Regions from separate parts of the Homo sapiens genome. Here region 2 is linked to region 1. Evidence: read pairs that join two places in POLR2A ChIA-PET (ENCODE). Cell type or tissue: K562. All regions are shown on one strand. Links, peaks and the distances in the headings refer to the core of each region. The heading gives the core; the rest is flanking DNA.

Region 1 (16,229 bases), core at 4,636-8,635:
TGGATGGCGCCACTGTACTCCAGCCTGGGCAATAGAGTGAGACCCTGTCTCAAAAAAGAAAAAGGCGGCCGGGCATGGTGGCTTACGCCTATAATCCTAGCACTTTGGGAGGCTGAGGCAGGCAGATTACCTGAGGTCGAGAGTTCAAGATCAGCCTGGCCAACATGGTGAAACCCCATCTCTACTAAAAATACATTTATTTATTTATTTATTTACTTATTTAAAAAAATTAGCCAGGTGCAGTGGCATGTGCCTGTAATCCCAGCTACTCTGGAGACCGAGGCATGAGAATCTCTTGAAACCGGGAGGCAGAGGTTGCGGTGAGCCAAGATCACGCCACTCCAACATGGGCTACAGAGTGAGACTTGCTCTCAAAAAAAAAAAAAAGAAAAGAAAAAGGCTTTGCCACTTAGTATTAATAAGTTACAGTACTTCCTGAGCCTCAGGTTTCATCATCTAGGAAGTGGAGATAATAAAACCTACCTCAAAGTTTTATTTAAAGAGTGAAACGATTCTGTATAAAAAGGGATAGTTTTAAAATATTTAATAAGAACTGGTTGTGCCTAACTCATTTCTGGAAAAGGACAGTGGACTCAAATGAGACTTCCTGTTCTTGTCACTTTGTTTACAGATAGTTTCTCAAAATGAAAGAATCCCAGCACTTTAGGAGAGCAGTGTGGGAGGATCACTTGAGGTCAGGAGTTGGAGACTAGCCTGGGCAACATAGTGAGACCTCATCTCTACTAAAAGTTTAAAATAAATTAGCTGAGTGTGGTGGCATGTGCCTGTAGTCCCAGCTACTCCAGAGGCTGAGGTGGAGGTTGTAGTGAGCCCAGATGGCACCCCTGTACTCCAGCCTGGGCAACAGAGCAAGACTGTCTCAAAAAAAAAAAAAAAAAAAGTATATTAGGCTGTTCTTGCATTGCTGTAAAGGAGAAATACATGAGACTAGGTAACTTATGAAGAAAAGAGGCTTAATTGGCTTACATTTCTGCAGGCTTTATGGGAAGCATGGTGCTGGCATCTGCTTGGCTTCTGGGGAGGCCTCAGGAAGCTTACAATCATGGTGGAAGGCCTTAAACAGCCATATCTGGCAAGAACTTACTATCTTGAGGACAGTACCAACAGGATGATGCTTTATGAAAAGCTTCTTTTTTTTTTTGAGATGGAGTCTCGCTCTGTCGTCCAGGCTGGAGTGCAGTGGTGCGATCTCAGCTCACTGCAACCTCCGCCTCCCGGGTTCAAGTGATTATTGTGCTTCAGCCTCCTGAGTACCTGGGATTACAGGCGTGTGCCACCACACCCGGCTAATTTTTGTGTTTTTAGTAGAGACGGGGTTTTACCGTGTTGGTCAGGCTGGTCTTGAACTCCTGACCTCGTGATCTGCCTGCCTCGGCCTCTCAAAGTCCTGAGATTACAGGCGTGAGCCACCATGCCTGGCCTATGAAAAGCTTCTTCATGAATAAGTATCAGAGTCAGTCTTGTAAATTAAACCCTGAAAATTTTAGAGTCAGATCAGCTAACACTCTTCACTAGAAAAAAGCCAGAGGAGTTTGTATTCTGCTAGGGGCAGTGGTTGGGAGTGCCCATGAAGGACTTGGTGCTGTTCTGTGAGTCACTTCCAGAACCAGAAGTCTTCCCTCACCATTTTGTGTCCTCTCCAGTGTTGCTGTCTCCTTTAAGAGATCTATGATAGGGACTCACCCACATACCACTCACTCCCTATTCGTTCTGTTGGCATCAAAGATTTATATGCCTTTTTTGTGGGTTGGAGTCCTAAGGAATAGCTACTGTCTGGGCCTGACTGCTCAGAAGGGCATCTCCTTCACCTCTATGAATAGCATTGGTTAATCCTTTATCCTCTGAAATCTTCCGTCTCCCCATTGACTGGAAGACTTTTCCCAGCCTGTTAAGAGCCCATTGTTTCCAGGCTAGCTTGATCTCAGGCTGAGTGGCTCTCTTTGCTTCAGGAATCTTCCCATTTTCTACCACTGTTCTTCTCTCTGTCCCTCACCCCCAGTAATCTTCTTTACTCCTCACCCTCCTTACCCATTAAACTTTCCAGCTCCTACTGGATAACTGGAAGGATTGGAGAGATTCAGGAATGAAATCTCTAGCTACCAAGCTCAAGTCTGGGCCATCCTTCCTTCTCGGGCCTTGTGACAGTTCATGTGAGTTTGGATTAAAGCAGCCAGGAACCCAGGCAACTATTGTCTTCAGTCTAATTTTTTTCTTCTTGCTTCTTCTTTACAGGCAAAGAAGAGGAAAAGAGCAGAGCGCTTTGGGATTGCCTGATGAAAAGTTCCTGATACTTTCTGTTCTCCAGTGTTTTCCATTTCTCTCCTTCTTCTTGGTCACATATATGCCTAAATGCACAGTCATGTGCCTACGTCCTGCCTCGCAATGAGGGAGCATGTACCCCAGGTACATCCATGAACTGCGGCAGCAGTTTGACTTATTGCTGTTTCAGCTTTAAGGTTGTTGTGTTTTTGTTTTTGATTATGTTGCTTGTTAATAAAAAAAAATAGAAAAGAGAACAATGTGTTTTATTAGGTGCTCCTTTGATTTATTGGAGCTAGATTAGACCAGATAAGGGGAGCTTCAGGGGCAAATATTATAGAGAATTGGCCATAATACCTTTATCCCTTAGAAGAGAAGACAAGGAAAAGGACTGAGTTTACCCTTTAAGCCTGTTTATTCCCTTCTGTCATACTCACAAGCATTTTTTATCCTCTGTGAAGAGGTTAAGTTACCCACCCACCAAGTCTTTGCTCCAGCAGCTTGTAGTGACCCACTGAAATAAAACAGAACATGGGAGGTTTTAGGTGTTGCAAAGGATATAAATACAAGGGCAGTGATTAGTAGCCTTCTGTTATTAGCTAATAATGCAGACTTTTTCTTGGATAAAATGGAGTCCAGGGTCCCACATTAAAGGAAAAGGGCCCTGATTTCAAGGGTGATGTGATACGATACTATGTTGGTCAGTCAGTTCAGGAAGGGAGATGGGCTGGATATCCCTCAGAGACAGAAGAAATTTTGTATGCAGAATCAAAGCATGACAGAGGATGTCAGAGCTGTTACGCATTGTTAGCTAAATCATTGGGAACATAAGCAGTGGAACTGGAGGCTTCAAGTTCATGTAGATCTGAAACCTGCTTAATCTTTTTGGATATGTTATTGCAGAATTTCTCCTCTTAATCTTTATATAAGCTCGGTTTTTGTTTGAGCTATTTTTGGTAATAAGACTTAGGAGCCTGACACCTTACCTGAAGACTTTGGTACTATGATCAGGTCCCATGTTGCTGTGGTGTAATCCTTTATCCTTATTTCTACTAAAACCTGCCTGGTTTTGTGCTTAATGAAATGGTAATAGTTTGATCACCTTTCTAATGTCAAGATATCTCTTTATTTCTCCAAAGTCTCTGGTTGGTGAGGAAAGCAGGGACCTAAAGTTTAGATAATTTAGAAAAATTGTGCCTTGGAGAGCAGATCCAAAAACTGCTGCCCATTTGTTGTGAAGTTTGCCCCATTCTGAGACTTTGGAGAAGTGAACAAAAGGGAATGCTGGTTAAATTTTTGACACCTCTTCAACCAAATAAACCTTAAAATTGGAATGACCTTCCCTTTTCCCTCTTTTCTGTCTGCCTTCCTTTTCTTTACCTCAGGCTCTGATCTTGGGGCTAGCTTTTCCTCTCTCTACTCTGCCTTCATCTGAAAACAGAATAGATCTGATTTGTAACTTGAGAGATTATAGATTCACTAATGGTTTCTTCCTGAATATGGTTTTAAAAAGAGAAAAATACATGAGGGAATAGAGCAGATGCTGATTATGAAGTGGAACAGTGGATCTTTTGGAAGTTTTCTTCGTCTCTTTATCCTCTATAACCTTCCAGAAAGATATTCAGCCTTACTTGCCAGGATTCTCTTCTTGAAGCCTAATTATTCTCCTCACTCATCTTACTTCCCCTAGATCTTTGAACAGTGTTTTCCAATTTGTGAGGATTTTTTTTTTTTTCTTATTAACCTCTTTCATCCCATTTCAGCAGCTGTTCCTATGTTGGTCAGAAGTCTCTAACCTCCAAGCCAGATGAAGTCCTCCCCTTCCTATCTCATTATAGTCATTCTCCACATACTCTTTGAGCATGAATAGTTCAGGATGCCTTTTTCCCAATTCAGTTTTAAAATAGTAATTCCGTTTGGAGATGGAACAGACATTGAGGCTTGTAATTGTTTACCTGAGATCTTAGTACCCTTCCTTCCTCTCCCCGTTTCCCTACTATAGTTGATCCAGCATCCAGATGTGGTTAACTGATTCCAATTCCTGAAGCTGTGACATTCTCTGCATACCTGGAAGCTCTTAATGAGGGAGTCTATAAAAGCTGTGGGGAGAACTAGCTTCCTCAGCTGTAAATCTGTACTTTTTTATGGTTCTCTAGGATTATTCTTTTTTTCCACTCTCACTCTAAACTGCCCAGCCCCCCACCCCACCTCTTAAGAACTGCTGAAGATAGAGGCTAGAAGCTTCTGTGAGGATGAGGGCTATAGGAAGGAAGGTGTGAATAAGGGCAGGACTTCTTGGTGTTGAGCTGAGTTCTCTTGCTGTGTCTGATATGAGGAGTGAGGGAGGAACTTAAGGGAGGATAACTTTTTTGCTGTTCTCTTATATGAGGGCCTCTGGCAATGCCACTTATTTCTGATTATTGGAATCCCCCCAAAATTTAACCTCCCCTTCTCTTGCCATATCTAGACTTTTCTTGTTTTTCCCTTCCAAAGGGATTTAAAATTACAGGTTTCACATCTTTCCAGATTCTTTGAGTCCAAGGTGTCCCTAACTTTCTTGTTATCTCTTTCCCTTATGTTATTCCTGTATTTAGGTTTCTACCTCCCGGATCACTTTCAATAGGATAGATTAGAATGTAATATTGTTTAGCAACTACTTAGGTTTAATTTCTTATTCTACCACACTAGCTCTGAGACCCTGCGCAGATAATCATTCTCTTTTCAGACTGTACCAAAAGGAACCCCATTGTGAAGGTTGCTGTGTGAATTAAGTGATATTCTCATATCATGTATTCACACTACAATTTGCTTACCATAATTTGCATAGTAATTATTCAATAAATATTAGCTTTTACTGGGTGATCAGGGTACTGTGGAAATACATATTTCTTTCCCTGAGTAGGTTCTAGCTAGGTATGAGTGCCCTAGTTTGAACATGTTTGTGTGTGCATACACCCAGTTAATGCAGTCGTATTTTGAGAAAAAGAAAAGGCAGAAAGAGTCCCATTCACTCCCTCAAGCCCAGCTCACTGGCAGGAAAGCTGGACATTGTTGCTTTGGAGCATTGATTTTCCTGCTTCTACGCCACTACAGACCAGAAGCTGTAGATGCCACTGCCTGCTGATTCTTAGCTTGGGGCCCCTGCCATTTAAAATATAGGCAAGGTCAGAGTATAGGATAGCTTCCCATGCCTTCGGTTGGAGGATGTTTTAGGATAAAGAAAAGACTTGTAAAAAGTCATCTTGAGTAGTCTTTTTTTGGGTGTTCTCTCAATATAGGAAACAAATGAGCCACAGGGAGAGAAAACCCATTTTCAGCTCAGGCCAAAGTTAGGGGTAGATGTGGATATGGTTCCCTTGGGAAGATAGAATACATAACACTTCTGCTACTCAACCACTTCCAGCCTTAGTCTTGTAGTTGGTCTCGAGTGGGGTCAGTGTGCTGATAGAACTGATAAGACAGGGAAAACATGGCAGTACATTGAACCCGCAGTAGCGCTGTCCCCAATTCTGGATCAGGTTGATGTCACAGGAGCTTTCCTTATTTTTATTTTACTTTAATTATTTTTAGAGACAGTGTCTTACTGTGTTGCTCAGCTTGGAGTACAGTGGCTATTTACAGGCCCAATTATAGCACACTGCAGCCTTGACCCTCTGGCCTCAAGTGGTCCTCCTGCCACAGCCTCCTGAATAGCTGGAACTACAGGAGCACACCACTGGGTCCTGCTTTCCTTTTTTTTTTTTTTTTTTTTTTTTTGGAGATGGGAGTCTCACTCTGTCACCATGCTAGAGTGCAGTGGTGCGATCTCAGCTCACTGCAACCTCCGCCACCTGGGTTCAAGCGATTCTTCTGCCTCAGCCTTCCATGTAGCTGGGATTACAGGCGCACGCCACCACGCCCGGCTAATTTTGGGTATTTTAGTAGAGATGAGGTTTCACAATGTTGGCCAGCATGGTCTCGAACTCCGGACCTTGCATGATCCGCCCGCCTCGGCCCCCCAAAGTGCTGGGATTACAGATGTAAGCCACTGCGCCCAGCCAGCTTTCCTTATTTTTGAAAAATGTGAGTCAGGCAATATTCTTTTGCCATTCCCAACTCATATTCCTGGGGAATTGTGCTCTAGGTACATGGGAAAAATTTTTACAGTGAACTGAAAGAATATTTGAGATGCTATTTTAGCCACTCTTGTGTAACAAGGCAAGTTCGTTGGCTATGTTGGTTTAGATTTTTGTCAAACTTCGTTGAGGAAACCTAGGAACAGGGACTGCAGGAGAATAGGACACTAGCTGGATCATCTCAAGAGAACCTTTAGATCTTCCATACTAGCTGGATCATCTCAAGAGAACCTTTAGATCTTCCATTCTGTGGAGGCTGGGAGAGGGGTCTTGTTGTCTTTGGGACTGTTTTGGCTCAAGCTTTTCAGAGAGGGGTTGTTCTAGGTACCCCCAGTTTCCTGTCCTCTTTCCATCCTTCCTTGGCCTGCATGTCCCAAACCTTATACCACCATGCCCTTAGTGTTTTCTGTCTTGCTCCAGGACCCCATCTTCTTAGTCATTGAACACGAGGTTTCCTGTCTCAGATCCTCTTCACCTCCGGTTCTCCAAGGTGTAAATGTGGCACTTGATTAGGGAGAAGAGCTCAGCACTGAATTCTAAACTCTTTGACCGCTTTTATTTTTTTTTTCAGGTTCAAGTGCTGGATTGTGTCATGTGACCATCCCAAAACTCAGAGCACCCTATGGCCGTCTTTGCCCTCTGTCACATAACTTGAAAACTGCCTGATGGCCTTTTTGCAGTGGTTCCCTCCAGGAAGCCTTGATCTCAGTTGAAGAAGTTCTTTCCTGGCATTCCAATGCCCCTGTCAGCTCCATACTCCTCAGACACCCTTAACAAAGGCTGTCATGCACACAATGTGACAAATACACAAAATAAATGATAATTACACTAATAATGATATGTTCAGAGGGGCACTGGCCAGGTCCACACACATCATAAGGTGGGAGGGGGTGCTAACTCCCACTGGGTTGCTGAGCTGTGCCCCCCAAGTCCCTTCACTCTGTGCCTCTTTGGGGGTAGGGAGGAACAGGGGAATGAGACTTCAGCTCACAGATTTATGTTCATAAGAGAAAGACCCCTGCCCCCCCCCCACCCACCACACACACACAAAGGTCTTTATTTGGTGGTATTTAAGGAGCTGTATTCTAAGTGTCCCCCATATTTAATGCCCCAGCTCTCTAGAATCTGTAGAGGGAAGATACCTGATGCTTATTGCCCAATCCCTACTCTGCCAAGATCACGAGGCATTTGACCTTGGAGGGAGGTATCTGTTCTTCACTTCTCTGTTCCTTTCCTTCCACCAAGGAAATGTGAGTGGTGTTGATGGCCGGGTGTGTCTTGTCCTTCAGGATTGGGGCAGAAGGAAGGATGAAGAACAGGGCCAGAGAGGCTTGGGGTTAGCATAGCTGCTATATGGGTGAAGGCAAGCTGAAGAGCCTAACAGCCCTGCCCATTCCTCTACTGAAAGATCTTGTTTCACTTTCTCACTATAAGAATAGGAATAAGATGTTAAAGCTCACCAACATCACCTTCTCAAGGGTGGTCACATACCTTTGCCCCTTCCACCAACTGGCCAAGGGGGAGAGTCATGCTCTTGGGAAGAATGAGCCATCCAGTTTTGCTCACCAGCTTGGGCTTTACTTTAGTTCAGTACTGTTTTTATCAGACCCGTAACTGCTGGCTCTACTTAGAGTGACAGTTTTGCTGAAGATTCTTACCCCCACCTCTCCTGACATCCTCTAAGCTCTTGCCTGGAGCCAAGAGGCCTGGTGGTGAAGTAAGGATAGGGTGTGGATCAGGAGATTCTCAACTCCTTGGCTTCTAGGCACTGTCCAGCTGGGAGGCAGAGGGGAACTTGTACTCTGAAGCCTGTGACTCCTCTTAAGCCTCACATCTCTTCACCACTACTCTGGTGCCCTGGTTATCTGTCCCACAGCGAGAGGTATTTTATGTCCATAAAGTGCCCGTGGTAAGTGCTCAGAATTCATCTCTTGGCTGTGGCGGGTGCTGTCATTTCTCATTCCATTGAGGGGAAGAAACTGAGGCACAGTGAGTCCAGAGGAGAATGGGTCAGGGTTGTGGGAGGAATGAATGGGCCTAGCTAGTGACTTGAAATGGCAACCAGTCTCTGCCTGCTTCCTAGCCTTCCAAGCCCGGGAGTCTCCATCCTTCCCATCCTCTGTTCTAACTGGCCTTGTCAGATGCTTTTCCCCACTGTACTTTCCCCTCCCTGCTGCCAGGTACTGTTAGATTCCAAAAATAAAAGGAAAAAATAATTATACACTCTGCTTCCTTGTTCTCCCCTCTTCCACCCTGAGCTTTGGGGTTAGGAGACTAAAATGTCCCCCTTCCAGAATCCTTCCCACCTTGGTCTGCTGGCTCTATTCCCTAGCCCAGAGCAGTGATTTGGATTCAAATGCCCTGTAACCTTCAGCCTCCTTACTGCTCCTTTCTTGACCTCTCCTAACGCTTTCCAGACCCAGGGGACTCTGGGGTCTCTATACTCTCTCTAATTGACCTGAAGATAGAGGCTGGGAGCAGGGCCATTCCAGAGGCTCTTTGGTCTCTCTCTTGGCTGAGGGAATTTGGGCATAAGCAGGCTGCACCCTCTGGCTAAATAACTCAGCATCATGAGGGTGGACCTGAGGGTTTAAAGTAGCTCTCATTATATAGATCCTGGATGTTGAGGGTTCTCTCTCCCACCCCCGCATCCCCAGCTCTTAAACCCTAACCTCTTACTATTTCCATGACAACTGGCTTCAATTCAAGCCATTTGGCTCAGAAAAGGTTGAGTTAGGGTGATGATGGGTTAGAAACTAAACTTCATGTGTCCGCCCTCTTGCCCTTTACTCCCATTCCCAACCCTGGAGGCTTTATACAAGTGCTTAAGTGAGTAGGTGTTGGGGAGAGCAGGGTTTGGGGAATAAGGGATAAACGGGGCACAGTGGGCAGGGGCCCTCCTATTCCAGTAAAGCCAAATACCAAAAAAATGAAAAGTCACAATAAATAAATAAATAAAAATTCCCAAATCTTTTTGCCCCTGCCCTCACTTCCCCTTCCCCTGGCCACTGTTGGAGGGAGAGAAGGAGAAAAGAATGGATTTTTGATTTCTTCTCCTACTGAATAGTCAGGGGATCTCCCCAAACTATACCAAGCCCCTCACCTTGCCAGTGGAAGAAAGGAGGCTTGGTGTGGGGCTTTCATTTATTACTCCATTTCAGTCTCTTTCTCAGTGTTTTGTCTCTGCCTCGTCTGTCTCTTCTGCCTCTCTCTTTGCCTTCTCACTGCTGCTCTTTTTGTTCCTCTGTCTCTATCACTGTCTCTACATCTCTCTGTCTTTTTGTCAAACCTTCTCATCTGCAAACTTCAAACACTCCCCACCCTGACTATGCCCCTGCTTCCCCTTTCCCCCAAACCCCTCACCCTCAATTCCCACCTGCCTCCCTCTGTTGTATTGCACACGGCTTGGTCGGGGAACGGTGTGATGTTCGCGGGAAGAGTGGAGGGAGCTCTAGGGCTTGGGGGGATGGGGGCAGGGCTAGGGGTCTTGGGGTAGGGTCTGTGGGGGAGGCATCCTCTATCCCCCACCTTAAGAGCAGCCACAGCGATCCACCACCATGCCAGGGATCTTGCCGTAGATAATCTGCTGCTTGTCATTGAAGTAGAGCATGTTGATTGGGGACATCTTGGTGGGGGTACAACAGGGCCCAGCAGAGCCTCTTGGATTGGCCTGCTGCACCAAATGGGTATGCGGATATTTTTGCATGAACATGTACTCGCACTGGCCGGAGCAGTAGTTGGCCTTGTAGCGCTTAGGTGCGATGATCCAGTCCCAGCCGAAAGCCTCAAAGTCCACTGTGAGGGGATATCGGCAGCAGCGGGACTCGCTTGAGTGCTCGTCGCAGTCCAGACCCAGGTTCCGCCGGGAACGTTTTGTGTTCTCTAGGACTCGAAGCTCCATGAATGGATGCTGAGGGTCAGGGAGAGGGGAAAGAAATGTGATATGGTCCTGAACAGTTCCTCTTCCCTGTTCCTTTCCCACCTGCCAGGGGCATCAGAATAGAGACTGCTGACTTCTCAGCTTTTCCATTGCTCCCACCCCCAGAATTTATCTTTTGCCCACTTTTCTTGCCAGCTAGCTAGCTCTCCTTCAACTCACCATCTCTAATTCTTACTCTTCTGGCAACCTGATCCCTGTCAGCCCCTTGGCCCAACGCCTCAACAGCCAGTTTTTTTGTTCTCACAGCTCTTCCATTAACTGACACCTTTACCTTCAAATCCAGTTTTCAGCTGTTGTCTGATTTGGATCCTTGAGAAGTAATAGTTGCCACCCCACTCCTCACCTCCTCCTCTAGAATCAGCTGCTGACCCCAGAGAAGTAATGCTGGTCCCCAACCTCCTTCACATTCCTTGTCTACCTTTTCCAATGTAACCCTATCTCCTCAGGGCCAGGTTACACATATCCACCACCTCAGGCCCCCTGCTCACCAGCCCCTCGGCTCCCGGCCCCAGGGAGGTGACAGCCAGGTCTGTGCCACTGGGATCAAAGGCGTTGATCTCGATGCCCCAGTTGCTCTGTGGCTGGCGGAACCAGCTGTGTAGCACTTGCTTGAAGTCGATGCTCTGCCAATGGCCTGAGCGTGAGTGCAGCTCAATCTTCAGTGAGCGGATACGGATGTGACGCCGGCCTCCGCCCCCTCCCCCTGCGGTCCCTTCCCCAGTTAGGGGTTTTAGTCGCAAGATCTGCAGGTAGACTGTGGCTGGGCGGGGTACAGGCCGTAGGTACACCCACAGCTGGGCCTTCAGTACCTTTGTGAACATCACCTTGGGGCTGAAGTGAAAATGGCAGCAGAGAGGGCTGCCATCTGTCTGTACTGCTGGGTCCGCTGATAAGAGAGAAGGGCACAGCATCAGCAAAGGGTGTTTGTGTAGGGGATCAGTAGTCCTGGGTGGCACTGGCAATTTTGGACTTCTCAGCCTGATTTTCCAGTTCTTCTTTACCCTTCTCCCATGCCTATCTTATACCATGTCTCCGGTACCTAAAACAGCACTTCCTCTTTAGGATGATGGCCCTATAAGGCCTTACTGATCTGTGTCCATTTCCTAATCCATTTGCCCTAATATATAGGTTCCTGTCTACCAGATAACCTGCAAAATTATTCATCCACCACCATCCTTACTGTCCAACTTTTCCCAGCATATAAGGCTCCAACATTTTCTGAATCTTTGAAGCTCTTTATAGAAGCCATACCTCTTATCACACCTGCTGCCCTTCCATCACCTTTCCCCTATCTGCTCTGATTTATCTGCTGGACAGGTAGAGCCTGGCACATCCCTCCCCCACAAAATAACACAGATGGCCTCAGAGAGGGGATAACCCAGGGTCCAGATAGGGAGCATGAGCTAAATTTATCCCATTATGTAAACCAGAATTCAGATCTAGGCTTCTTGCCTCACTCCCATTAGGAATAACACCCAGCAAAATGGAACTATCCAAGCACTTCCTATACATCTGTCTCCCCATTCTCTCTTAAGAAGTTTCTTCAGCTGCTGCTCCATCATCATCACCATGACTGCCCCCAGCTCTTGAGGAAAGGAATAATTACCTCCATGGTGTTGCCTCCTATTTGCCTAAAGCACCAGAAATAATATTAAATACACCAGATTAACTACAATGCCTTTTTTCTCCCCTGAGCTTCCTTTGACTTCTCAGTCTAGTGCCAGTAGGTCTTTACAAAGTTTGAACATCCCAACTTTACATTTTGACCCATTTCCCCTTGCTCTGGACCTTAAATTGATCCTTCTTGGGTCTAATAGATGATTCTCAATAAATATCTGCCTCTGCCTCCATTCCAGCTCCTCTTCACTGCCTTTCCTAAGTCAGTTGGGAGTGTCCTACAACATGTCTCCATTGGACAGAATATGTCTATCCTGACTCTAGATAGGAAGAATCAGGAATGAGCTTCCAGAGCCATATAAGCAGGGTTAGGAAGTCTAGGCCTTTAAGTATCCTCCCCATGTCTTGAGTTCTGCAAAATCAGGATGGACTTAGGGTGTCCTGTCAGCTCTTCCCCACCCCCACCCTGGGAGAAAGAGGACCTTCTAAGGGAGATGAGGAGAAAGTGCTTAATGAACTTCATATATTCAGGATATGATACCCAAAGTCTCTATAGCTTTTTTTTTTCTTGATTATTCTCTGAGGTCCCAGGGCCCTGGTAGTCCAGTTATTTTACTGGCTGGAGCTTCAGTGATGGTGCAATGGAGTAGGGTTTGGGGGGTGAGAATTCAGAGATCAGAAGTAGCTGGGATAGGGAAGCTACTAGTGAGATGGGGAGTGACAAGCAACATCCCAAATAGCATACTTTACAAATTTCAGCATAAGAATTGTCTATTTTCTTGCCATTAGGTACTAATCTCCATGAGAGTGGACACTGTTGTTATTCATACTGTGTCTGTTTTGCTCACCATTGTAGCTTCAGTGCCTCCCATAGTGCTAGACAGCACTCAATAAATACATGGTGAATGAACTCCCTAAACTCCCAATCTTAAATTATACAGGCAAGTGCCTGAAAGTTCTTCCTGGCATCTAAATTCTGTTCTTTGGCTATAATTGAAGTGGGTTTAATCACTGCCTGATTCCTTACTAACCACTATCTAACCTTACTCACCAAACTTCTCAGTGTGATACAGATAATAATAATTCTTGCTTCACATGAGTGCTGAGCATTAACTAGAGAATGTGAAAATAGGAAACAAACAAACCAACATTTATTGAGAAGCTACTACTATTTTCGCATTCTCTACTAAGCTCTAAACATAACCCTCCCTCTACCTAAGCTGATCCAGGGTTTGAAGATGAGGGCTACATCTAAGTCTTTGGTTCCACATACTTGTCCCAGTGGACAGGGGACAGTCAGTGCTACAAGGAGGTAGAACATAGGGAGAAAGAAAAGAGCAGGGAGAAGAGCCAGGGGAGAGACTGGAGATGGTGAGGGAGATAATAGAGAAGAGACTGTTAAGAGTTGAAGGCATATTAGTAGATATAGGGAGAGAAATAGAAGTTAGAGTGGAAAGATGCAGGGGATAATCATGGCAAAGGGAGAATAAGTTTGAGAGTTTGAGAATCCTGATGCAGAGGCAGTGATAGAAAGGAGTGGGTGATGGTTAGAAAGCTAAAGGTGGGAGGAAGCTAAACCTAGTGGGGTAAAGGAGAGAAAGGATAGAAAGGGTACAGACTGAGGAACAAAGGAGAAGCAGGTAGAGCCACAGAGGGAAACGGGGCTCGAGAGAGTACCCAGCACACATATGCCGAGCTCTGATGGGGAGGAAAAGGGGCCACATCTGTGTTGAATTGATCGGGCTGGTGGCAGGCAGCAGGTCAGGTTTAGTAGGCGGCGCTGGTGGGAGAGAGAGGTCACTGCACTATTTTCAGCAAATGCCCAACCCCCTCCCTGCACACCACCTCCCCTTCCCCCCACCCTAACCCCCCCAAACACACACACTCCCAACCATGGCTGGAAGGCCTAAGGGCAGGAGGTTGGGCTGAGAGGGCAGGGGCCTCTTGGTGTGGGGAGGAGAGAGAAACTCGGGCTGGGCTTGGCTCCCAGAAGGGCAGGGGGCTGGGTTCCCAGGATGAAGGCTTGGTGGGAGAGCCTGAGAGGGTAGAGGGAACTAGGGCAGGCAGAGCAGCCTAGGAGAGGTGGGGGCTGGGGTCCAGGGTTGAGGGCTGGGGGAGGGGAGGGAGGGGGAGGGGAACGGAGGCCATCTCTGCTGACAAACACCTCCCCCGATTAGCAGAGCACAAGTCTCTTATTAAAGCGGGTCCCTGGGGATTAGACTATAAAAGTCTCTTTTTCCTTTTCCCCTCTCTCCCTCCCCTCCCCTCCACTCCCCCTCCCTCTCTTAAGAGCTCAGCTAGGCTCTTAAAGGGGACGTACAATACCTGGCCGGAGACCCAGTTCCCTACTTGTACAAGTCCTGGGGTGGCACGGGACTGTAAGTTTTGATGGGATCCTACCAGCTGGTGTCCCCTTCCCACCGACCCAGGCCTCACCTGCACAGCCCAACTCATGAAGGCAGGGTCCCTTCACTTCGTGTATCCCCATTACCAGAGCTAACTCTGGTGGGCTCAGGCCTGTTGGTTAAGGGATGCTAAGGATATTTAGGGGCAAGGAGAAGTCCACAGCCCCATCACCCATCCTGGAAATCTTCACACACACTACACCACAGAGACTAGAGTATCTTTTCCCTCTGTAACCTTCATCTTCCAGCAAACTCTTGATCTGAATTCCTCTATAACTCTGTTTCCTAGAAACCCCACCCCCTACCCCTGCCCTCAGTCGATCTGAGACTGACCCTAGCTTCCATAAGCAGAAGGCTTAAGAATAGAAGGGAAACTGAGGAACCCCAGACCGGATCCCCATACCTCCCACCCCCACAGCCAGTTTCCTGGTTCTTTGAGTTTAACAGCCCTGACCAAGTCTTGTGGAATTGAGGTCTGCAGAAATACCAGGGGCAGTGTGAGGCACTCAGCCTCCCAGATGCACACCTGGGTTCCTGTGCCTCTCCCATGGGGGTGGGCCACTGGGACTCCCCTCAGCCCCCAGCTTTTTATGACCCATCTGCCAATAAACCAGTCTCCCCCGTCTTCTGTTCACAGCCATAAAACCAAACTCTGTGTGTGTTGCAGGGGGCTGTGGGAAGGGGGGAACCTTGCCAAACCACTAGGGAATAAGAGAGGCCTGGTTCCCTGTAGTTGGGGAGGGGGGGAGACCTCAGTGGGGGAGGAGAAGGAGTCACCTGACCCTAAGGAGAGCTGGAAAAGGGGGGGTGTAGTATTCGCCTGGATTTTCCAGGCCATAAAATTTCAAAGCAGCTCATGTCTATTATATGTTCATCTTCCGTTTGGTCAGGGGCTCGGATGCCTGGGTTCCTGCTCCCCCATCTACTACTTTCTCTTTTTTCCTAGGTCTTCGTCTCTCTCAAGTCCACCTGCGGTAGGGGTGGGCGAATAAGGGATGGAACACTAAGGTTTGAGTAGCCAATGAGTGTCCTTAGCCCCCAGCGCAATGGAGTTGAGCTCTCCGAGCTCGGTCAGTATCAAGAAGGCACAGCTTTTCCGACCCCTTGGGATACCCGGTCTGAGACAGGGGTCAGGATGGAAAGGGTGCCAGCTGGGCTGCCAGGAGGTGTACAGGGCTCTGGGACCCTATTCTTGGGAGAAAGCACACAGTTCTCTGCAACCCGTTGGGCACGTTGCGAACGGAGCACGGAGTGGGGAGTTACCGCCAGGGCCACTGGGAAGCAGAGAGCACTGCAGTCCAGCTGGGGCTGCGGGGGTCCTGCAGCCTCCCGATTCTGTTCTCCAGCCTCCCCACCACGGCTTTTCAGGACAGAGTCACTGCCCAGCCCCAGCTTCCCCGGACTCCAACAAGGATCTTTTTAGCATACTGGGGGTGGAAGGCACTATCTCGAAACCCGCCCCATTTCCCCCGCCCCAACCTCCGGGAACTAGGCGTGCATACAACTTTGCAGCCCATCTCCACCGCTCGGAAAACTTCTATGAAGTAGCCCCCGCTCCCTAATTCGTCAAGTTTTCGCAGAAAAAGCTTCCGGGCCGGGGCAGCAGGGAGCGCCCCGCTTGGAGCAGAAGGCGCCCTTCGCGGGGCCAGAGCCAGCACCCCACTGCTCGCGCCCCGCAGCCCACTTACTCTCCTGGGCCATGCTAATGACGGTCTCGGTGGTGGCGTGGTACTCGTCCTCCTCCAGGAAGTCCTCGGGCTGCAGCGCGTCGCCCTGGAAGTCGTGTAGGTCCAGGATCTGCTGCAGCGGCGGCGCCTTGGGCAGCAGCTGCTTCACCACCTCGCGGCTGATGTTGGGCGCCTCCTTGAGCCG
Region 2 (16,229 bases), core at 6,343-10,342, 90 kb before region 1:
GGGGGCTTCCCTATGTTGCCAGGCTGGTCTCAAACTCTTGGGCTTAAGCTATCCTCTCACCTCAGCCTCCCAAAGTGCTGGGATTATAGGTGTGAACCACCATACCTGGCCTAGAATACCTTTGATGGAATACAGACAAGGAAAGAACATGGGGTGCCTGAAATATTTTCTATCTTGATCTGAGTGATGGCTTCATAGGCCAATATACACATTTTTAAAAATCAAAATACACACTTAAAATTAGTGCACTTTATACATTTTATTGCATGTGTGCTATCTCTCAATTAAAAAAGTATATTAACCAAGTATTACATTAAGTAGAGAACATTCACAACCAAAAAAGAGAGCTGGGGCATCCACAGAGTTAGGTTCCCCTTGTGAAACTCCTCCCTGTAACAAGGCTTTTGATCTCACTGAAGAGCAATTCCCTGCTATGCTAGCAGCAAAGCCTGGAATGTGGTCAGGAGTCAGCAAAGTGTTGGGCCAGGTTTCTCCAACTCATGACGAGGCACTTGAAAATGGAAGACTTGAGGATGTAATGTCCCCTTTGGACTGTTATGGCTTGAGACATATGTTCTCTAAACCGGGCGCTGAGAAGAGGCAACAACCCCAGGACAAATTATCTGAAATATCCAAGTAACCTATTAGGTCCTGTCTGGCTGGGTCCTCCCCATTTCAGTTAAAAGGTGCTGAAGACCAGGGATCAATCCTTGGGTCCTGCAACCTCACTCTGTCTTCTGTCTTTCAGCCTTTTGCAAAAGATGTAGTCAACATTTCCTGAGTTTTCACTTAACAGGGTCTTAGATCCCTCTGGAAGTTGAGAGCATAAAAAAGCAGTCTGGAATTTCTTTGTATTATGGCATTGTTTAGTTCAGACTTAATTTCCCCTTCTGCTTCCTCCTTTGTGCCCTCTTACCCCAGGTCAAACAGGGTGACAATCACACAGCCAGCTTGTGATTTGTAAGGGTGTATTATAGACAGCAGGGAGGTATTTGTGCCTCCCTGGTGGCTTGTTCAAGGAGCTATAAATGTTGCTTTTTAGTCTGGGATGCTGATTCCACTTAAAAACCACAACACTAAGGATTAGGAAGGGAACTGAGACCCGAAGACCATGCTATGCACCAAGACTGTGTGGCTCCAAGAATTCACTGGGGAGGGTGACACTAGCCCTGTAAAATGTCCTCTAGTTTGTGGGGCTGTGTGAAGGCAACAATTCACATTCTGTTTGCCCAGGAGAGATTCACAGTGAAGGCGGTTCCAAACCAGTGAAGGCAAAGAAAGATTAAAAATCCGAGAAAACAGTCTCCTTAGGATCAACAGTCTTTTTTCTCAGTTATCTTTTCCTATTTCACATTTCAAAAACTCCTTTCACAGCTGAGCAGCAGTGCTCATTGTGCCAAAGTTGCACACAGCTCAATTCCAGTTTGAGTTTGGAATTGTGCCCCTTTAAAACCACTTTAAAACCTTTTAGTTCTTTCTTCCTCTGTGCAAGATATACTTGTACACAGCATCAACCCTTCCCCTGTGGTCAAATTAATGAATTCCATTTAAAAAAGAATAAAAACACACTGGTGAACACCCAGTATCCTTCTTAAAAAATTTAGAGGCAAAATAGGGGTTGCGGAGAACCCCCCACCCCATCAAAACAGGTGTCAAGGCATCCCTTCGTCATCAAGGACAGCCTTCTCACCCCAAAACCCCTCTCTGCAGTTGCTGGCCTGGCACGAACAGAGCTAGGTCTTTCCCAACTTTCCCTCCCTCATCTAGTTACCACTCTCTTCTAAAGGAGAGGTCAGGCTGGGCGCAGTGGCTCACCAGGATGCATGAAGGGATAAATTCTAGCCCCTGGGACAAGAAGGAGACTAGAGAAATAAGAAGCGTCAGTGTTCTCTCAGCATCTGGGATGATAGGGAAATGAAGGTAGCACAGGGGGTTTTGCTTCTTCTAGGAATGGCAGCCTTTTCTTTCAAGAAAACCAAACTGCTTTTCCTAAGGGAGGTAGGTTGTGGGTAAGCACTTTGCCCTCTTGTCCTCACCCAAGGTGAGGACAGAGCAAGACTCTGTCTCACAAAAAAAAGAAACAGAAAAAAAAAAAAAAAAGAAAAGAAAAGCCTCCAGCCATTTCTAGGGGACTCCTGTGGGACAGCACCTTTTTCTGAGAAATGGAGAAGGGGAGCAGATGTTGATTTCCCTCACACTTTGGCAGAAACTGAAGAACTTCTGGATTTGGGTCTGACGTCCTCTGGGTTTTAGTAGAAACTCCCTCTCTACTAAAAATACAAAATTAGCCGGGCGTGTAATCCCAGCTACTCGGGAGGCTGAGGCAGGAGAATCGCTTGAACCCGGGAGGTGGAGGTTGTGGTGAGCTGAGATTGCGCCACTGAACTCCAGCCTGGGCAACAAGAGCGAAACTCTGTCTCAAAAAAAAAAAAAAAAAAAAAGAAGGAGAGGTCAGCGCTGGGCTCTTTCCCTTGCCAATCCCCTATCAAGCCCTTTTGCCAACAAAAAAGGAACCAAACGTGGGTTTTCCATGCCCATGACAGTTCCCAACGTCAAGACAGATCTGTTTCCTGGTGTCACAGGGTGAGGACAAGAGGGCAAAGTGCTTACCCACATCCTACCTCCCTTAGGAAAAGCAGTTTGGTTTTCTTGAAAGAAAAGCCTGCCATTCCTAGAAGCAGCAAAAAACCCCTGTGCTACCTTCATTTCCCTATCATCCCAGATGCTGAGAGAACACTGACATTTCTCATTTCTCTAGTCTCCTCCTTGTCCCAGGGGCTATAATTCATCCCTTCATGCAACAGGCGCTGTGCTGGGGAATAAGACCACCAGTAGAAGGCACCAGGCTGGGGGTGGTGGCTCACGCCTGTAATCCCCGCACTTTGGGAGGCCGAGGAAGGTGGATCACCTGAGGTCGGGAGTTTGAGACCAGCCTGGCTAACACGGTGAAACCCCATTTCTAGCGAAAATACAAAAATTAGCTGGGCATGGTGGCACGTGCCTGTAATCCCAGCTACTCGGGAGGCCAAGGCAGGAGAATCACTTCAACCCGGGAGGTGGAGGTTGCAGTGAGCTGAGATCATGCCATAGCACTCCAGCCTGGGTGACAGAGTGAGACTCTGTCTCACCAAAAAAAAAAAAAAAAAAAAAAAAAAGGAAAGAAAAGAAAAGAAAAGCCTCCAGCCATTTCCAGGGGAGTCCTGTGGGACAGCACCTTTTTCTGAGAAATGGAGAAGGGGAGCAGATGTTGGTCTCCCTCACACTTTGGCAGAAACTGAAGAACTTCTGGATTTGGGTCTGACGTCCTCTCAACTGAGCTGATGCAGGCCAGTGCCCGACGCAGTGTGTGTGCAAGCTGCAGTGGTGGGTGGGTGGGAATGCCAGGAAGTGTTCATATGGGGGTTGAGGAAGTTTGGAGCATCATGGGAACAGAATGTGCTGGCCCTGTCCCTGAGCCATCCCCAAGCCCCTCCCACTTCCCTGGTCACTAACCAATTCCAGCTGTGCACAGTCCTGACCATCACTTCCCATACGGCTTCTAGGAACTTATGAGTAATTAAAAAAGTGTGTGTGTATGTCTGTGTTTGTGGGTATGTAGGGGAGTCCTCCTAAAAACAGAGGTTTCCAGGGTAACAGCTTAAAAATTCAACCCCACTCTGCCAAAGAAAGCTCCCTATGTCCTGACTCCCTGAGGGGGAAACAGGTCAGAGGCTAACACCACCAACTCCCACATTTATCCAGGTCAAGGGCAAAGTCGGGGCCAGCCCTAACTTGGTTACAGCTCATGTTTTTCTCACCTCCAGTTTCCAGTTTCAGGCTCCAGACTTGCCCTTCTACCTGCCCTCCAGGATTCCCCTTTCTTCTTTCCCCAGCTTCCCTGCCCACTGCCTCCACAGGGTAAGGGTGGCTGTCAGAGGGGGTGGGCGATAGCTTTGAGATTAGCTTCTGCTGGGCTTAGAAATCTCTACAAACTTTTGCCTTCCACCCATAACCCCATGGCCCCTGATCATTAGAAAATACTCTCAGAGGTCTACTCTACTCCCACTTGCTATAGTTTAAAATATTGTCATTAAAAATATTTCTGTAAAACTCTTTTGCCACAATTTGTGGACAGAGAGGGAAACCAACTTGCAGGAAGGGAGCAAGCAAGACAAAGAACCCATTTTTTTCTCTCAGATCAAGTTCTCTTTTTGGGGCAGGCAAGCCACATGTCCTAACCCTTCGCACACACGTCCACATCTCCCCCAGTGAGAGATGACAAATTTAGAGATGACAAAAAAGAGCTGGGTCAGCCCGGCTCAGGGGGTAGGAGCTGGTGGAGGGGGTGGTCATGATGCTGTGCTGGCAACAATTAGTCATCCAATCCTTGCACATGTGCCCAGCCTGCAGCTCCAGACTCTAGGGGCTTTTGTTTGGGTGCCTGTGGGAACTCTGGGAGACTGAAGAGTGCTGAGCAAAGATGGCAGCTTTAGAGCCTGCTCCAGGCTCTGCTGCATCCTAGCTATGTGACCTGAAGCAACTTATTAGAGACTCAGTTTCTCTTTCTGTAAAAAGATGATAATACTGGCCAGGTGCGGTGGCTCACGCCTGTAATCCCAGCACTTTGGGAGGCCAAGGGAGGTGGATCACTTGAGCTCAGGAGTTTGAGACCAGCCTGGCCAACACAGCAAAATCCCATCTCTACTAAAAGTACAAAAATTAGCTGGGTGTGGTGGCACGCGCCTGTAATCCCAGCTATTCGGGTGGCTGAGGCAGGAGAATTGCTTGAACCCGGGAGGCAGAGGTTGCAGTGAGCCGAGATTGCGCCACTGCACTCCAGCCTGGGCTACAGAGTGAGATTCAGTCTCAGAAAAGGAGTAAAAAAGATGATAATACTGGCTGAAGGGTTGTTGTTAAAATTTAAATGAAGTTATCTATTTGGCAGCTTTTACTTTTGATTTATTCTCTCTCTCCTGGCTCCTAAGTTGCTAGAATATAGTTCCACCCCCAGGCCTTCTGAGGCCGGAGTTAGTACCCACCCTCACCTTATGATAACTGCCATCTCTCTCCCTAACACACTAAATATATATATATATATATACACACACATATATATACACACACACACTTTTTTTTTCTGGTTAGGCACAGTGGCTCACACGTATAATCACAGCATTTTGGGAGGCCGAGGTGGGCCGATCACTTGAGCCCAAGACCAGCCTGAGCACCATAGGAAACCCGCCTCCCCCACCCCCCACACTCTCTACAAAAAATACAAAAATTAGCTGGGCTGGGTGGTGTGTGCCTGTAGCCCCAGTTATGCAGGAGGCTGAGGTGGGAGGATTGCTTGAGCCCAGAAGGCGAAGGTTGCAGCGAGCCAGGATTATTGTGCCACTGTTTTCCAGCCTGGGAGACCCAAAAAAAAATTTTTTTTTCTTTTTTTCCTTACATGAGGTTTCTAAGGGGAGGGAGTAATTTGCTATAACATTCATTTTACTTTACTCCTGTCCCTTGCATCCTCCTTGTCTGTCTCTTCCCCACCCCTCCCCTCACCTCTCCTCCATTATCCTCTCTGGCTCCCAAAGCTTTCTCCTCCCTCCCAGACAGTCTCTAGGGGCTGAGGCCAGGCAGGCGGAGCTGGGTGAGCTCAGTTCCACAGACAGTTTCAAAGAAATGCATCAAAATGTTACTAGTGGTTCTCTTTTGGGTAGAATTTACTAGTGGTTTTCATTTTCTTCCTTGTTTGTTTTGGTATTTTCTAATACCAAATATTATAATGAATGATGAATAACTTATTCAGGAAAAAAACACAAAACATTAATTTTAAAAATCGTAATTAATTTTCAATTGGCGCATGTTCTGTTCTCAAAAGGAGAAAGACTGGAAAGGGGGTAGAAAGAGAGGAGGAAGAGCCCCGCAGGGGACTAAGCAGGAACTTGTCCCCAAACTCCATCATTTCCTGGGTGCATCAGCCTTGGTGATGGGCCCTGTCACTCATCGCTCAGAGGCTTTCTGTCCTTCCTTGCCTGTCACTGGTCACTTGAGACTTAGTCACCCAATGGTTACCAGTTGGGTGGTGGATGGGCCAGACGGACCAGCATCATTGAGGGCAGCAATATGGATCAGGAGCATCCCCCACCTTGATCCTGGGCTGTGAGGTGTTCCCTTGTGGCCTCCCAGCCCTTCTGAGAACATAAAAGTTCAGTTACCTTTTCCCCCATTCCTATGTCTACTTCACTGTGCTTTTGAACAATATGAAAATGTTGTATGATGTGTAACTGATGGTGGAGCCTTCAGGGGTCCTAGTTACTTAAAGAACAAAGCTCTAAGTGTCAGTGTGGTGTACGGAAAGAGCATGAGTTATAGAGTCAGCAGAGGGATTTAAATAAGGTCAGGCCAGTTGGGAGTTCCATGTTCTTGGTCAAATTTCCCTTTCTGAGTATCTATTTCCTCCTACAAAAAGTGGCCGGAATAATTTTCCCCTCACCAGATGGCTGTGAGAACTATAGGAGGTAATATATAAAGCATGTAATACATAGTAGCTTTTTATTTATTTATTTATTTATTTTTTTTTTGTGGGGGGACAGAGTCTCGCTCTGTCGCCCAGGATGGAGTGCAGTGGTGCGATCTCAGCTCACTGCAACCTCTGTCTCCCGGATTCAAGCGATTCTCCTGCCTCAGCCTCCTGAGTAGCTGGGATTACAGGCGCGTGCCACCACGCCTGGCTAATTTTTGTATTTTTAGTAGAGACGGGGTTTCACCATGTTGGTCAGGCTGGTCTCAAACTCTTGACCTCAGGTGATCCACCCACCTCGGCCTCCGAAAGTGCTGGGATTACAAGTGTGAGTCACCATGCCCGGACTTTAATTCCTTTAATTTTTTATTTCCATAGGTTTTTGGGGAACAGGTGGTATTTGGTTACATAAATTCTTTAGTGTTTAGTGGTGATTTGTGAGATTTTGGTTCACCCATCACCCAATAATAGGTATTTTTATTTTAATTAATTAACTAATTAACTAATTTTGAGACAGAGTCTCATTCTGTCACCAGGCTGGAGTACAGTGGCGCGATCTCAGCTCACTGCAATCTCCGCCTCCCCAGTTCAAGCAATTCTCCTGCCTCAGTCTCCCGAGTAGCTGGGATTACAGGCGCATGCCATCACGCCTGGCTAATTTTTGTATTTTTAGTAGAGACAAGATTTTGCTATGTTGGCCAGGCTAGTCTCAAACTCCTGACCTCATGGTCCGCCCACCTCAGCCTCCGAAAGTGCTGGGATTACAGACGTGAGCCACTGCTCCCGTCCGGTATTTTTAAATGTAAGTTTTTCTTCTTTTCCTTGCATAGCATTTAAGGCCCTCTCCAAATTCTGTCTCCCAACCACTTTCCCACCCTGGTCATTCTTTGACAGTGATTTATTAAGCACAGCCTCGAAAGCATGGAGGTGGCCTGGGGTAGGCACTCGGGCTTCAGTGGTGAATGAAGCAGTCGTGACCCTTCTGACTTACTGAGTACAGCAGTCTCTCAGCTCTGCACTTTTACTCAAGACCTGCACTGTCTGTCTCTCAGTATCCTTTTACCCTATCAATTCTTTTTTTTTTTGAGATGGAGTTTTTGCTCTGTTGCCCAGGCTGGAGTGCAATGGTGTGATCTCAGCTCACTGCAACCTCTGCCTCCTGGGTTCACGTGATTCTCCTGCCTCAGCCTGCCGAGTAGCTGGGATTACAGGCGCCCGCCACCATACCTGGCTAATTTTTGTATTTTTAGTAGAAACAAGGTTTCACCATGTTGGTCAGGCTGGTTTCGAACTCTTGATCTCAAGTGATTCACCCACCTCAGCCTTTCAAAGTGCTAGGATTACAGGAGCGAGCCACCATGCCTGGCCTTACCCCATCAATTCTTAGCTGGCCTTCAAAGCCCATCTCAAAGCCTGACTTCTCAGCAAACCTCCCCCCAGCCCCAAGCCCCTTAGGGTGAATCACCTCTGGCCTGGCACGCTGGCTCCCCTCTTCCCAGGTGTCTGGATCTGCCTCACTGGATCCGTAAGCTCCCTGAGGGTAGGCTCTGGGCCCTTTACTTATTTGTGCCCTTGTTAAGTCCCACCTACACCCACATATTCCAGGCTCATTAGATTCTTGAAATAATGACTTTTTATTAAAGCAGACATAAGTAGGTTGCAGGAGCATCTATATTCCCAACTTGGTCTTGGGTACAAAGAAACTGAGACTTCACGCTTGACTCCTTCACCTGAAACCCAAGCTACCTCAGCTGTTTCCTACCTCTCAGCTTATTCTAGGGAGACTCAAAGGTAGGGGCGGAGTGATTTGCTGGCCCAGGGTCCCTGAGGCACATTGATGTCTAATTCCAGGGGATGTCCATGATCCCTATCTCTAGTCTCTCCAGAGATTCTGGTTCTCGTCCTGCCTGGATGCTCACCCTAGGGCAGTATGAAGTTTTTCCATCTCCAGCAGAGGACTCTGAGGGAAGCGATTGGGAACTCTCTTTGGCTTCCGCTCTCTGGTAGGGCAAGGGTTAATGGTGAATTGCAACATATCTCTTGGCTGAGTCACCTCCCTCTGCCTCTCCCCCAAATTCCCCTCAGCTGTTATAAAGAGGACTAGAGGCTGGAGAGTAAAAAGAACTGGGGGTAAGAGCCCCTCTGCCTAGCACTGCTCCCCCAAGGCTCCCAGAAATCTCAGGTCAGAGGCACGGACAGCCTCTGGAGCTCTCGTCTGGTGGGACCATGAACTGCCAGCAGCTGTGGCTGGGCTTCCTACTCCCCATGACAGTCTCAGGCCGGGTCCTGGGGCTTGCAGAGGTGGCGCCTGTGGTAAGTCCCCCAAGAAAGAGACCTGGGCCAGCGGAGGGACAGGGGTTACTGCTCCACAGCCCCATCGAAGCCTCCCTCCTGACCTTCAGCCTGCCTGCCTTTCCCTTGCTCTCTCTGCCCCATGGTCTACCCTGCCCATCTCCCGCTGCTTCCCCTTGTTCCACCTGAGCCCCTTCTCTAAGGTGCTTCTCCATTAGTGCTTCCATATCAGGTCCCTCCTCTCCTGATGGATCTGTTAGGTCACTTAGAAGCTTTACTCTGAGACTAACCCCCTTTTAACCTGCTTACCTCCACTCCCATCATAGGACTACCTGTCACAATATGGGTACCTACAGAAGCCTCTAGAAGGATCTAATAACTTCAAGCCAGAAGATATCACCGAGGCTCTGAGGTGAGAAGCTATGAGGTGTATGCCTTTAGGGCTAAGGTCTCAAGGTCTTCTTCCTTCTCATCCCTTCCTCTCCCCAGGCCCACCTCCTCCTGACCCTAAACCATGCCAGGGATTTAGAGATGGGTGGCGATCATTATTATGGTGGTGGGGCATGGGGTGAGATGGGGATTCACAGATGAGGAATACAGGCATTGGATCTTCCTAGGCCATAAGCATTCCTTTGGAGTCTCTACCCACATCATATCTCAAATACTAATATTTAGTTATAGTCCACATAAAGTGTAATGATATGTAAAACTGAGTTGAGTTGTTGACATGCTATTACCTTTTGTGGGCCTTCAATTTGGTACTTATTTATTTCTATTTTATAGTTTTATATGTTGATGTAATGGATTATTTTTCTTTCTGCTCTCAGATATGTTCAGGTCCCTTGAAAAGCCCCTAGGCCCTATGACAGTCCATAGATGGATGAAATTGCTCCAGGGCAAGCTGGGCTGGGACGGGTATCCATTCAGGAAGGGAGAAGGCTGAAGGAGGACAGGCTGTCAGGTGGGAGCACTAGTGGAAAGCTCTCCAGAGCAGGGGAGCCAGACACCTCCACAGAGTAGGAGAAGGTTAGAAATTGCAGTAGAGGGGCTGGGCATGGTGGCTCACGCCTGTAATCCCAGCACTTTGGGAGATCCAGGCAGGGGGATTGCTTGAGCCCAGAAGTTTGACAGCAACCTGGGCAACATAATGAGACCCCATCTCTACCAAAAAAGAAAGAAAGGAAGAAAGAAAGAGAGAAGAAAAAGAAAGGAAGGAAGGAAGGAAGGAAGGAAGGAAGGAAGGAAGGAAGGAAGATTGCAGTAGAGGAGGAAGGCTACACCTGAGGGCAAACTTACTCAAATAAAAGACACTGAAAATGGGGAGATGAAGCTGGAGTATCTCCATTTCTGCAGAACAGAAGAGAAAGTCCCAGTTATGAGGACTGGAGGCTGGAGTAACCCTGTCAGCTTCAGGGATTCTGTGCTATTCTTGGCCATGAACTTGGGCAGCAGGAAGTCAAAGAGCAATCATCTCCCAGTCATTTCAGATTTTCCTGTCCTGGTAGACCCATCCCTCTCCCTCCTTCAGAGCTTTTCAGGAAGCATCTGAACTTCCAGTCTCAGGTCAGCTGGATGATGCCACAAGGGCCCGCATGAGGCAGCCTCGTTGTGGCCTAGAGGATCCCTTCAACCAGAAGACCCTTAAATACCTGTTGCTGGGTGAGAACAGAGCCTGGAAAAGAGAGGGAGAGGAGGGGGTGATGTGGTTCTGGCGTGTGGGTGGCATTAGGACAGTCTGGACCAGCTCAGTGTTGAATAGATAATCACCTGGTGATTACCTGGTTGTCACCTGTCTTGGGGGTTGAGTGCCTAAACCCAGAGGAGCTCTCTGGGGTTGGCAGAAGGATCTGTATTTCTAATCTGTTTTCTGGTCATTAACTAGGCCGCTGGAGAAAGAAGCACCTGACTTTCCGCATCTTGAACCTGCCCTCCACCCTTCCACCCCACACAGCCCGGGCAGCCCTGCGTCAAGCCTTCCAGGACTGGAGCAATGTGGCTCCCTTGACCTTCCAAGAGGTGCAGGCTGGTGCGGCTGACATCCGCCTCTCCTTCCATGGCCGCCAAAGCTCGTACTGTTCCAATACTTTTGATGGGCCTGGTAGGCAACAGTTCTCAGTTCCCACCTCATAGACCTCTGAGATTACCTCTGTCTCCTTGAACCAGTGACTCTAGAACCTTGATGTTTGGGCTGCTCTTTATCCCACCTGCACCATACGCTCTCTAATTACCTCCTAACGGGAGCACGGGCGCAGTTGGTCATCTACATGGAGCCTCCTGTTTGAAACTTCCTCCCTCCCTCCCTTCCTTCTCTCCTTCTCTCTCCTTCCCTCCCTCCCTTCCTTCTCTCCCTCCCTCCCTTCCTTCTCTCCTTCTCTCTCTCCCTCCCTCCCTCCCTTCCTTCCTTCTCTCCCTCCCTCCCTCCCTCCCTTCTTTCCTTCCTCTCTCTTGCTTGCTTGACAGTCTCACTCTGTTGCCCAGACTGGAGTACAGTGACACAATCATGGCTCACTGCAGCCTCAACCTCCCAGGCTCAAGTGATCCTCCCGCCTCAGCCTCCCAGGTAGAGACTACAGGCAAACACTACCACACCTGGCTAATTTTTGTAGAGATGAAGTTTTGCTATGTTGCCCAGGCTGGTCTTAAACTCCTGTACTCAAGCAATCCTCCTGCCTTGGCCTCTGAAAGTGTTGGGATTACAGGTGTGAGCCATCACCCCTGGCTGCCTATGCTTCTTTTTCTCCCTTAAGTTCCCCTGTTCAAGGCATACCTTAGAGGTATGGGCCAGAGAGGACTGGGTCAGAGAGCAGGGAGTGGCTGGGAAGGTAAGGGACAGTGATGGGCATTCCTGAGAGAACTGGGTGATGACAGGGGAATCTGAAAGGGGAGAAAGAAGCATCCAAGAGACAGTGAACATAGCTGGGGGAATTTTAAAGGTATGCATTAATTAGAGTTTATAATAGGCAGGGTGTGCTCTAGCCTAGCGGGCTCTGACCTCCTTCCTGTTCACCTTTGCCTTTGTCCAGGGAGAGTCCTGGCCCATGCCGACATCCCAGAGCTGGGCAGTGTGCACTTCGACGAAGACGAGTTCTGGACTGAGGGGACCTACCGTGGGGTGAACCTGCGCATCATTGCAGCCCATGAAGTGGGCCATGCTCTGGGGCTTGGGCACTCCCGATATTCCCAGGCCCTCATGGCCCCAGTCTACGAGGGCTACCGGCCCCACTTTAAGCTGCACCCAGATGATGTGGCAGGGATCCAGGCTCTCTATGGTCAGTCCCTCCCCCTAGTGAGGGGGAGGGTCAGTCTGACTCCCACGTCAAGGCTTGAAGAGACAGGTCTAGCCTCCATGTAGGGATATAGCTTAGTGTCTTTCTTCTCCTCCAGCCCAGTTACTCAGGCTTCTTCATTTTCAGGAGCAGTTTTTCTCAGACTCTTCTATGTCTAATCTTCCTTCCAGGCCTCTCTCCTTACACCCATGCTTGGGGATGGAGAATGCACCTTCTTTTTTTTTTTTTTTTTTTTTGAGATAGAGCCTCACTCTGTCACCCAGGCTGGAGTGCAATGGCATGATCTTGGCTCACTGCAACCTCCGCCTCCCGGGTTCAAGCCATTCTCCTGCCTCAGCCTCCCAAGTAGCTGGGATTACAGGCACACGCAACCACGCCCAGCTAATTGTTTTTGTATTTTAGTAGAGATGGGGTTTCACCATGTTGCCCAGGCTGGTCTTAAATTCCTGAGCTCAGGCAATCCACCCGCCTCAGCCTCCCAAAGTCCTAGGATTATAGGCGTGAGCCACCACACCCGGCAAGAATGCACATTTTAACAATCCTCCTTCTCCCTTTCTGGTGTCTCTCAAACCTAGAACGTGTCTCCCGCTGATATCAACATAATATTGCCTACCACAAATGAAAACGCTCTAGGATTCCCTTTTCCCCTCTGTATGGGGACTCTGAGCAAAACTTACAGGAGACTGGTGTGGAGGACAGGTGCTGTGAGTTCTCTCCCTAAGCAGCATTACTTTACCTTATAGGCAAGAAGAGTCCAGTGATAAGGGATGAGGAAGAAGAAGAGACAGAGCTGCCCACTGTGCCCCCAGTGCCCACAGAACCCAGTCCCATGCCAGACCCTTGCAGTAGTGAACTGGATGCCATGATGCTGGGTGAGGCCCCTCCCCTCCAGGCTGTTGGCAGGCGGTGGGGGCAGCCTGCTGATCCTGAGGCCTGGACAAATGGGAGTGACATGGGACTTCAGCATGAGCAATGGAGGTTAGACCCCAGGCATTAATGACCATGGAAGGAGACATGTGACATGGGGAGGGAGAGTTCGGAGCCAAATTAAAGGTGGCTTAGGCAGGCACTTACCAAGGCTGCCACGCTCTAAGGGCCACTAGAACACATCTGGAAATGCAGCAAGATGGAGAAAACTATATTACCCAGATTGCCTGTTAGAGAGGGTGCACCTGGTTGGAAGGACAACTAGGAAGCCACTTGGAGGGGAGGGTGAGGTTCCTAAGGAGGAATAGCTATCTGCAGGGCTTTTGTTTTGTTGAGTGGACCAAAGCTGAAACGCTCTGAGCAACAAAGCATTCTGAGTCCTCTTTGTCTGCCTTTAATTTTCTCTTTGAATTAAAGTTGAATGAATTTTTGAAGAATCAGCCTGCAGGGAGAGGGCAAATTGTTAGTCAGCCTGAGATACCCCCAAGTTTCTGTCTACTTGACCTCTGTCTTTTTGACTTGTTGACACACCATTACGCTCAGGGCCCCGTGGGAAGACCTATGCTTTCAAGGGGGACTATGTGTGGACTGTATCAGATTCAGGACCGGGCCCCTTGTTCCGAGTGTCTGCCCTTTGGGAGGGGCTCCCCGGAAACCTGGATGCTGCTGTCTACTCGCCTCGAACACAATGGATTCACTTCTTTAAGGGTAAGGAGGCTAGTTACAGTGTCTTACTTGAGGAGGGCCTAATCTTAAAGAAACTATAAAAGGGAGGGAGATGAGAAGTTTCTGAATAGGTGGACCGGAGGAGACCAAAAGCTATCACCTGAGGACAGAGGTGACTTGTTCTTTCCTCACATGCTCTCAGGAGACAAGGTGTGGCGCTACATTAATTTCAAGATGTCTCCTGGCTTCCCCAAGAAGCTGAATAGGGTAGAACCTAACCTGGATGCAGCTCTCTATTGGCCTCTCAACCAAAAGGTGTTCCTCTTTAAGGTATAAAGTTCAAAGCAAGGGCAAATCCCTTCTTAGGAGGAGTGGGCTACCTTATACTGAGAAGCAAAGCTTGCGCTTGAAGGGAGATGTTCTGCAGCTGCAGTGGGCTGGGGGTGGACCCCTGGGGGTCCTAAGCTCTCTCCTCTTCCTCTCCCCTCTCCCCACCCATCCCATATCCAGGGCTCCGGGTACTGGCAGTGGGACGAGCTAGCCCGAACTGACTTCAGCAGCTACCCCAAACCAATCAAGGGTTTGTTTACGGGAGTGCCAAACCAGCCCTCGGCTGCTATGAGTTGGCAAGATGGCCGAGTCTACTTCTTCAAGGGCAAAGTCTACTGGCGCCTCAACCAGCAGCTTCGAGTAGAGAAAGGCTATCCCAGAAATATTTCCCACAACTGGATGCACTGTCGTCCCCGGACTATAGACACTACCCCATCAGGTGGGAATACCACTCCCTCAGGTACGGGCATAACCTTGGATACCACTCTCTCAGCCACAGAAACCACGTTTGAATACTGACTGCTCACCCACAGACACAATCTTGGACATTAACCCCTGAGGCTCCACCACCCACCCTTTCATTTCCCCCCCAGAAGCCTAAGGCCTAATAGCTGAATGAAATACCTGTCTGCTCAGTAGAACCTTGCAGGTGCTGTAGCAGGCGCAAGACCGTAGATCTCAGGCCTCTAACACTTCCAACTCCAGCCACCACTTTCCTGTGCATTTTCACTCCTGAGAAGTGCTCCCCTAACTCAGATCCCCTAACTTAGATTTGGCCCCCAACTCCATTTCCTGTCTGTCTTAGACAGCCCTTCCAACTGTGTCATCTCTTCTCTGGAGGTCAATGGTGGAGGGAGATGCCTGGGTCCTGTTCTTCCTACATAAAATGCAAGAAAACAGCATGGCCAGTAAACTGAGCAAGGGCCTTGGAATCCTTGAGAATCACATTTATGTGCTTATGATTACGGGCAAGCTAATTAACCTTGTTGAATCTCAGATTCCCCATTTGCAACATTAGGTTAAGACCAGTACTGCAGGATTGTTGCACTAAATGAAATACTGTATGTGAAGTGCCTGGCACAGTGTCTGGTACATTTGTGTTTAATAAAAGCTAACTCCATGTTCATAAGAGAGGACTGAACAGCTCTTCCTCTAGCTGTCTGGCTGTATAACTCTTACAGTAGTCTGTATAATAAGGGCATCTCTATTAGATCTTTAGGGGACAGAGGATTTGTCAAGATGGTTAGCTCTTTGTTTTGGGGTGCAGAGAAAGAAAAGAGCAGCAACAGCAGAGGCTGGACTCCCTGGTTCAGTATTTAATGCCATTTTATTCACATGCTCCCATGTTCTCCCTCCCTCCCATTGTAGCCTTGCTGCCCAGGGGAGGGATATGTCTTCCTTTATGCATCTGGGAAACCAGGAACAGACCCTGCGCAGGAGAGTCAGAGGGGGAAGAGTTAGAATGGGTCAGTGGCTGGAACAAAGTTCTGGTTAAGGAGGAAATTAGTGCCACCCACGGTGAGAAGCAGAGAAGGCACTTGCATCCTATGCAGCCCTGAAGACCAGGCTCCTTTGGGCAAAAGGCAAGACTCTGGCAGGTGGGTCAATGCTCTCTCCTTGGAGCAAGAAGCCAGCTTTTGGGGAAGGCAGGTCCTGAGGCAGGCACTGCCCTGTGGTCTTCCCCAGGTTGAGGAGAGAAGTGGAAGCCCCATGGAAGACAGTGCTCCCAGCTGAGGTAGGAGGCGGAGGTGGGGGTGGGGGTAGTTTAAGCCTATGGGGCCCAGGGGGAAAGGCCAAACAGAAACCCAACTACCCCCTAATGAAGGGCCTGGAGGTTGGGGTATCTTGGAGCTCCTCAGAGCCCTTCTTCCCATCAAAAAGGTATCAAATGCCTTGGAAGCTCCCTGATCCTACAAAACAAAAAAATGCTTATTTTTACCACTGTGAGGCAAGCTGAGGTGAACATTTAAAAGGCTATTTCAAGACGAGGTGCGGTGGCTATAATCCTAGCACTTTGGGAGGCTGAAGCAGGAGGATCACTTGAGCCCAGGAGTTCAAGACCAGCTTGGGCAACATAGGGAGACCCTGTCTCTGCAAAAAAATAAAAACGAATACATAAAAATTAGCTGTGTGTGGCGTCTGTGGTCCCAGCCACTCAGGAGGCTGAATGAGAGGCTCGCTTGGGCCGGGGAAATCAAAGTTGTCATGAGCTGTGGTCACGCCACGGCACTGGA

Evidence for each region. ChIA-PET counts read pairs that join two places held together with the same protein. Peaks named below come from ENCODE experiments on the same cell type or tissue, not always from the same donor. Only the 100,000 strongest peaks of a DNase experiment are listed, where the experiment ranks them.
Region 2: POLR2A ChIA-PET joins it to region 1 with 5 read pairs; 10 of 35 experiments call an interaction of 5 or more read pairs at or near these places.

Annotation. Positions count from the first base shown.
Region 1 is chr12:55,743,578-55,759,806 of GRCh38, reverse strand. GDF11 (growth differentiation factor 11) reads right to left here. Exons shown (of 3, transcript NM_005811.5): 1 at 16,046-16,229; 2 at 10,824-11,221; 3 at 2,543-10,305. The coding sequence ends at 9,925. It overlaps SARNP (SAP domain containing ribonucleoprotein), which reads left to right. Exons shown (of 11, transcript NM_033082.4): 11 at 2,254-2,537. The coding sequence ends at 2,295. Among named protein-coding and RNA genes, the nearest start is that of GDF11, 8.6 kb to the right of the region's middle. RefSeq lists enhancers at 12,285-12,788, 12,789-13,292 and a silencer at 15,650-15,709. In K562, for the core only: no CTCF peak of the experiment used is centred there; no DNase peak of the experiment used is centred there.
Region 2 is chr12:55,835,321-55,851,549 of GRCh38, reverse strand. MMP19 (matrix metallopeptidase 19) reads left to right here and starts at 8,614. Exons shown (of 9, transcript NM_002429.6): 1 at 8,614-8,806; 2 at 9,112-9,197; 3 at 10,314-10,444; 4 at 10,668-10,883; 5 at 11,809-12,054; 6 at 12,816-12,944; 7 at 13,543-13,707; 8 at 13,868-13,995; 9 at 14,176-16,117. The coding sequence starts at 8,720. The coding sequence ends at 14,514. It also overlaps the pseudogene TMEM198B. In K562, for the core only: a CTCF peak has its summit at 8,724; a DNase peak (open chromatin) is centred at 8,559.